Linked DNA regions of Mus musculus: region 2 is linked to region 1. The links are chromatin loops, found by intact Hi-C in ENCODE. Cell type or tissue: left cerebral cortex. All regions are shown on one strand.

Region 1 (4,000 bases):
GAGGACCAGAGTTCAGCTACCCAGAACCCAAAAAAAAATCTGACCAGGCATGGTGTCCGCCAGTAACCACAGCACTTGGGAGATGAAGACAGGGAGGCTTGAAGTAAGTCGACTAGCTAGACTAGCCAGAGTTGGAAAGTTCCAGATTCAGTGAACCCTGATTCAGTAAATAAAGAGAAATCCAGGTCACCTTACAGCAACTTCAAGCTCCTACCTGTGCATGCTCTTACACACGTACACTTGTATTCATACATGTACAAATGCACATGCAGATGCATCACACATGATGCTCTCGTAAAGATAAGTGTGTCGTTTGATTTCCAAGCATCTATACGTTTTCTGAGGTTTACTAACTTTATTGGGTTTTGGTTTTGTTCTTGTTTGTTTGTTTATTTGTTGTTTTTTTATGCTTTGGGCTTTTGTAATTTCTCAATTCCTTTTTGTTCTTGGTCAAATTATTAGCAAGGGTTGAAGTATATGAGGAAATATATGTACTTTCTGCCAAGCCTAAGGGCCTGAGTTCCATCCCTTAAAGACTATGTAATAGGGGAAAGACGAGTCCTGATAATTGTTCTCTGACCTCCACAAGTTCTCTGTAGCATGCAGGTATGTATGTGCACACATGTGCTTGCGTGTGTGCCTGCACACACACACACACACACATACACCAATGTAATTTAAAATTTCTGCCACACTATTCTTCATTTACCTCTGCGGCTTCCTCTGAGTTCAGCTCACTCTTGTTTTCAGTTTGTTTCAAGCAATGCTTGTTTGGGAGGGGTCCTCGAGTTAGGTTCTCACTGTTTGATCTACTTGCATAGACTTAACTTCACCCTCTTGCAACTGGGAGTACAGGTGCATCCCACCGTGCTAGGCTTAACTTACTCCCCCAGCCCCAATTCCTTACACTGGAAGCTGATACCTAAACTGAAGACTTTTCCCCAAACCCAAGAATTTAATCCAACAGACTTATTATCTTTAATCCAAAAATCCTGCCTACTCTCCTCCGCTCCCTGCAAAGTGAGAGCCAACATGCAAACAATTTCCGGTTTTAGGGTATTTCAGATTTCAGAATGTCTTGGATTTGGGGGTTCCTGGTTAGGCCATACTGAAGTTGTAATGGCTAAGCAAGCATTCTGAGACACTTCTGGACTCCACATTTTTGGAAAGGAGACCAACCCTGAGTAAAGTCCCCCTCAGTTCCTCTTGCTTCCCTGGCAATCCAAGGAACTGTTATGTTTCAAATTTTCACTAAAACTAAAAGAGGCCTAATTTTGTTTGTATTCTTTGATCCATGTATTATTTAGAAGTTGTTTTTAGTAAATATTTGGAGATTGCCCAGAGATCTTTCTGCTTTTGATTTCTAAAATAATTCCATGTGGAACGAGAATGTTTCCTAAAATATCATAAGAGTTCTTTCATTACCAAGCTATGGCTATATTTTCTATTTTTAGCTGCCAATGGAAAAATATGTCAAAAATACATGCAAGCTGAAATAGAAACATTTAGAAACAAAACAGTTCTAGTTTGAGAGAATTTCTTACTCTTTACCCCACAGGCAACAGCAGGGGTTGCTGGTGGGGGATTCCAAATTTGGAGTCTGACATCAAGAGCCAGTCACATGCTTGCAAACTGTGGCCAGGGGATAGGAGTTAACCCACTTTCACACTGGTTTCTCTAGTCCAGCAGGATAGGCAATAATGAATGACACCTCAGTTGTTAAGGCTGCTGAGAAGACCAAAAAAAAAAAAATGCACAAATGCATTATAAAATACTAAAAGCAGCGGCGCAGACCTGCAGTGAGCCTTGTGCATTTCATAAAAGAAGTTGTACTTCTGATAATTCATCTGATAGACTATGATAGAAAAATCAGTTTCCAGAGACCTGAATTCAAACCCATCAGCTACACGGATGGCTTTGAAGAGCATCCATACATAGCACTTTGAGATGCATTTTGGTGGGAGATTTTTCTTAAATCTGCCCCTGGGGTGTGACAAGCCATTTAGTTAGGACACCTATCGCTGGAAGGGATCTCTTCGCCTTCACCACATGAGGCGAATCTGAAGCTCAAGTCTACACGAGTGTGAGTTCCAGTTTTGTGACTCACAGACTTCCGAGAAGAGAGTAGGAGAGAAGATGGGAAACTTAACTTCTAAACATCCCCCCAAAAACAGTGGTATCGGTATCACTACAGCCTAAGACAGCTTTAGAAAATCTGCCTTATTGTTCCTACTCCTCTCTCCCTGAAGGTGGCGCCCGTTAGCCGCTGTGCCCGTGCTCAGGCTCTGAGGTTCCCAGAAGCCAAGCACTTTGAAAGGCTGGCAGAAACCAAGAGCATTTATGAGTGGGACCGCTGTGCTTCCCTAGGGAAGACGTTTCCACACCGCGGGAAAGGCTTTCTAAGAGGAAATTACTCTAGCTTAACGATAGTGCTGCTCGGTAAAGTCAGAGCCAACCTGGAGAAGTCAGTCAATCCTGCCTGTCAGATGCCAGAGCCCCTGTGATCCTGCTCAATGACTTCCAGTGCCTAATGCCCGCCCTGGGAGGAGGGGGCGGGAGTGCCCTAGGTACCAACAAGAAAGCTCCCGAGCCTGATCTCCACCCAGAGCGCCTTTGCCTCCTTCTCATTACAGGTTGGGAGACTCTGAGAACACTGACAGTTCTTTTCCCTTCCTTGTCCCTTCCCCTCCCCACCCCCCTTCTCCTCTCCCTCCCTATTACCTTTCCTTTTATTCCCTTCCCTTCTTTCCCATCCCCTCCCTGTCTCTCTTCTCCCTCCCCAGGGGAAAGAAGGAGGAGGGAGAGACGCTCAAATCTTGTACTAAACAGTTCCATAGCTTAACCACCCTTCCAAACCTGTGTTCTTTCCGACTAATCTGATATCCAGATGCCAAAGCAAAGCCCACGTGGTTTGAGGTTTTTATCAGGCACGCAAAGAAAAGCTAGCTCTTGTTTGCTGCACACTGCTCTGCAGAAGAGCTGCAGGCCCCTTTTTGCTTTTATTTGTGGCCTCAAAGTCCAGACCCTCTCCCCTGTTCTTCGTCTTATTTTTGAGTTCTAGAGACCACACTGGAATCCAAACGGAAAGCGATCCCCCTAAAAGCCAAGGATAATTAAATTTACTAATTGAATTTTGTTTCAACAAATACAATTACAACATGCAATATCATCTCCTGGGGCTTTTTACATGTCTCAGGGAGGAGCCCTTGGTAACAGTGCTCCCCTGATAGAGAAAAGGGCTTTCTGCAGAGGAGAAACGGTGTGTCCCAGGCAGGTGTGCTCACAAGCCACTAGCCATTTCTAAGGGAACCTACACACTTAATATTGTCCTGGCTAACTCTACATGTGACAGACAGTTACGTTACAGCAATCTAAAATAAACCCAATGTCAATAGGGAAGGTTATTAAAAGGATATATTTACTTTAATGTTCACCAAGGTTTTAATATCTATGGATCCCCATATTATATGACTGATAGGAACACACACACACACACACACACACACACGCATAGGCACAGAGAGAGAGAGAGAGAGAGAGAGAGAGAGAGAGAGAGAGAGAGAGAGAGAGAGGTAGCAGTCCAAAAGAGGCTTAAAGAGACAGAGATTCATTTTCCTCTCAAAATCAGAAGCTCCAGGTCGCTCCTGCTCCTCTCTTGCTCCCTTGCTTTTCCCTCCCCCTTCCTCCTCCCCATTCTCTTTCCCCCTCTCTCTCCACGTGCTCATGGCCAACCTCTATTCTCTGTGTCTCTCAACTACCCTCTTAACTCCCCTCCCCATGCACTGAATAAACTCTATTCTATACTACAGAAGAAGAAGAGGAAGAGGAAGAGGAAGAGGAAGAGGAAGAGGAAGAGGAAGAGGAAGAGGAAGAAGAAGAAGAAGAAGAAGAAGAAGAAGAAGAAGAAGAAGAAGAAGAAGAAGAAGAAGAAGAAAGAGGAGGAGGAGGAAGAGGATAAGGAAGAGGAAGAAGCAGCTGCTCTGGGTCAGGTGGGGCTGGC
Region 2 (4,000 bases), 110 kb after region 1:
ATCTAAGAGAGATTCTTATAGCAGAGTACTGAAATCCACAACTGGTCAATGTGTAGTGAATAAGACATCAGTGGTCAGCTTTAAACAGGATGTATATATCACACCCCTGTCCCAAGGTCCAGGGATCTTCCCAGCAGAGGAAGTAGAAGCAGAGGCAGAAGTTGTAGAAACAGTGTTTTTCAGACATAACAAGTCAGTTGCACATAAAAATTTTCAGTGCCTGTGACAGGATGCACAAGATCATACAAAGTCAAGCAAGATAAAATTCTCACACAGAGTAGGAGAGGTGAGCATGAAGTCCCACACCTAGCTGAGGGACCATTGGCACTTGATAACTTTAAAGATAGGTTGGCCACTCTCTAAGGCAAGTCCTACACCCAAGAATATTGCGGCAACATAAATTGGACTCCATGGATTTAAAACAAAAATAAAAGGAGAGAGAGAGAGAGCAAAGTAGAGTAGATAAGGAGGTGGGATGAATTGGGGAGGAATTGAGAAGGGGTAAATATGATCAATATATAGCCCCAAAGGATTGATTAAAATAATTTAAAAAAAAAAACTTATGATGAGGGGCTGGAGAGATGGCTCAGCAGTTGAGAGCACTGTTGTTCTTGCAGAGGACCTGGGTTTGGTTCCCAGCACATGTATGATGCCTGCCTAACAACCATATGTAACTTCAGTTCCATATGGGATTCCAACAGGCAAAATAGTCAACATAGAGGCATGCAGACAAAACACCCATATATATTGCAAATGAATCTTTTTAAAAAACAATACTTACGAGATCCCCTGTGTCTTAGTCAGGATTTCTATTCCTGCACAAACATCATGACCAAGAAGCAAGTTGGGAAGGAAAGGGTTTATTTGGCTTCCATCACCAAGGAGGTCAGGACTGGAACTCAAGCAGGTCAGGAAGCAGGAGCTGATGCAGAGGCCATGGAGGGATGTTCTTTACTGGCTTGCCTCCCCTGGCTTGCTCAGCCTGCTCTCTTATAGAGCCAAGACTACCAGCCCAGAGATGGTCCCACCCACAAGGGACCTTTCCCCCTTTATCACTAATTGAGAAAATGCCTTACAGCTGGATCTCATGGAGGCATTTCCCCAACTGACGCTCCTTTCTCTGTGATAACCCCAGCCTGTGTCAAGTTGACACAAAACTAGTCAGTACACCCTGTATGCACAGGTGTCTCAGTGCAATACAGAATTGCTCCCTAAGGCACAGTACTGTACAGCAGACCAAAATTACTGCTGCACCACAGAAACCTCAAACCTGACAGTGCACAGCTCCACACCCCTCCCTTGAGCCCCCGTCCTCAGGCAATCTCCGCCCCTCACTCTGCTTCTGTGAGCTTCCCTGCTCCAGAGTTCTCATATAAGCGGGATTGTATAATACCTGCCCTTTGGTACTCTGGTTATTTTATCAAGCATCAGAGTCTCAAGGTGCATCCAGGTAACCTTAGACAGAATTTGCTTCCTTTCTAAGACCGGATACTGTTGCAATTCATGAATATGCCATGTTTTCCATATCCATTCATCTATCAACGAGCAGTCAGCTTCTTCCACCGTTTTCTATTACAAATTGTGCTACCATGAGCTGGGATCCAAGAATCTGATGTCAGTGCTTTTGGAAAACTATCCACACGGGGATTTGTGGATCTGTGGTAGCTCTGTTTCCAATGGTTTGGTTTTGTTTCGAAGGGATTTCCATTTCTGGTTTCCATAGAAACTGCTCCATTTTTTTGCATCCACAGCCATGCTGTAGGAAGGCTTCTGTTTCTCCATAGAGGTAACTTTTTACATAGTAATAAGCAGACTGATAAAACTTATGTGGAAATACGAGAGTCATGTCATCAGGCTAAGGGGCTTCTGGGACAGAGGCTGGGAAAGCCTGGTGATGTGTTCTCTCCAGGCACAGTAAAATAAAGAAAATTAAAATTTATACCTGTGAATACTTAATGAATATGACACTTGTTCCACTCAAATCAAAATGGTTTCCTCTCCCTCTCCCTCTCCCTCTCCCTCTCCCTCTCTCTCTCTCTCTCTCTCTCTCTCTCTCTTTCTCTCTCTCTCTCTCTCTCTCTCTCTCTCTTTCTCTCTCTCTCTCTTCTCTCCAACATCTCCTATTTTAATGTAGATAGCAATTACCATTTGATAGTTTGTTTCTCGATTTAATTATTCAAGACAACAAAGCAAAACAAGTTCTAAGGGCTGATAGCTGGTCATTTTGCCCTCGTGTGAACTGGGATCACAAGCTCTTTACTGATGGTGTGTTATCCAAAGGTGTTCACTCCTTAGTGGTCCTCAGAGTGGGAGGTCCCACATTTCTCTAGACTGGTGGTCCTCAACCTGTGAGTCAAGACACCCTGGGAAAACATATCAGATGTTTCCATTACAATTCATAACAGAAGCAAATTTACAACTACTAAGCAGCAAGGAAAACAATTTTATGGTTGGTCACTACAAGCAGAGGAACTATATTCAGGGGTCACAGCATCAGGAAGGTTGAGAGCCAAGGCTCTAAAGGGTCAGAGACTACAGCCTGGTTCATAGCACTTTCCTAGCAAATACTGATAAAGAAAAGCAATGTTTTTTACAAAGGATGTATTTATCCATCCTCCATGTAAATCTCAGCAAATGTCAATTGCCCATGTCAAGGAATTCCTTCTTTACAAAGAAACCTTTTTCTTACCGTGATTAGTTGGATGTGTCGGCGGGGACCTTCAGACAGGGGATCCTACCCCACATTTCTATCACCACTGGCAGACGTCCCAGGATCTCTCACTCAGTGTGACTTTGTTGCCATCTCCACTTTATCAAGTGAAGTAACTGTTGATGAAGAAAATCGCCCTGTGTGAGGAGAGCCCACCTGAGAGTGCTGGTGAGAAAGTGCTGGTAAGGAGTGCGTCAAGGAGAAAGCAGTGAAGTCTAAGAAAGGCAAAGGGTTTTGTTCTGAAGATCAGCAATTGTTTCAATCTGGCCTGGGTAAATGTGAAGATTTGGCAAACTCTCCAGACTGACATTTTGGAATATACATTTATATGTATTTCCTGTCCCTTTCAGTGTGCTTTATTTTCACTTGACATATCCATAAGTTCCCATTCTGATGAAGATACGCCGCGAATCTAAACTGTCATTCTTGTTCTTCCTCTTAGCGTGTGATGGGACAGAGGGAGGAGCTAACAGGCTCTCCTGGTTAAGTTTGGTTTTTGGCTTTTTATTTGTTTTGGGTTTTTTCCCCTGTCTTGTTTATTTTGTCTTTATTGTCAACCTTGCAGAAGTGACAGATGTGAGACACATATCTGGGAAGAGGGACTCCTCTTAACTAAAAAAAAAAAAAAGAAGAAGAAGAAGAAGAAGAAAATCTATAAGATTGGCCTGTTGGTAAGCCTACTGTGAATATTTTCGGTTAATGATTGATATGGGAGAGCCCAGCCCACTGTGAGCACCACCTCTGGGCAGGTGGTTCTGGAATGAAGAATAAAGAAGAATGAGCAAGCCATGGGGAGCAAGCCAGTGAGCAGAGCTCCTCCATGGTCTTTGCTTCAGTTCCTGCCTTCAGGTTCCTGCCTTAAGTTCATGCCCTGACTTCCCTTCATAATGGACTATGAACTATAGCCTAACATAAACCCTTTCTTCCCCAGGTTGCTTTTGGTCAACGAAGTCATAGAACATGGCACATTTTTGGAGGTCTGAGGACAATTCTTTTTTTTTCCATTTTTCTTTTTTATTAGGTATTTTCCTCATTTACATTTCCCATGCTATCCCAAAAGTCCCCCATACCCTCCCCCCAACTCCACTACCCACCCATTCCCACTTTTTGGCCCTGGTGTTCCCCTGTACTGGGGCATATAAAGTTTGCAAGTCCAATGGGCCTCTCTTTCCAGTGATGGCCTAATAGGCCATCTTTTGATACATATGCAGCTAGAGTCAAGTAACCGGGGTACTGGTTAGTTCATAATGTTGTTCCACCTATAGGGTTGCAGTTCCCTTTAGCTCCTTG

What was found. Hi-C counts contacts between places; a loop is a spot of excess contacts. Peaks named below come from ENCODE experiments on the same cell type or tissue, not always from the same donor. Only the 100,000 strongest peaks of a DNase experiment are listed, where the experiment ranks them.
Region 2: a loop joins it to region 1, with 2.7 times the contacts of the local background. A loop is called at or near these places in 4 of 42 quality-filtered maps.

The regions. Positions count from the first base shown.
Region 1 is chr4:100,586,149-100,590,148 of GRCm38, forward strand. No RefSeq gene overlaps it. Among named protein-coding and RNA genes, the nearest start is that of Ube2uos, 60 kb to the left of the region's middle. In left cerebral cortex, a CTCF peak has its summit at 2,245 (motif pointing right); a DNase peak (open chromatin) is centred at 2,283; H3K4me3 peaks cover 633 bases.
Region 2 is chr4:100,698,905-100,702,904 of GRCm38, forward strand. No RefSeq gene overlaps it. Among named protein-coding and RNA genes, the nearest start is that of Gm46888, 12 kb to the left of the region's middle. In left cerebral cortex, no CTCF peak of the experiment used is centred here; a DNase peak (open chromatin) is centred at 1,684.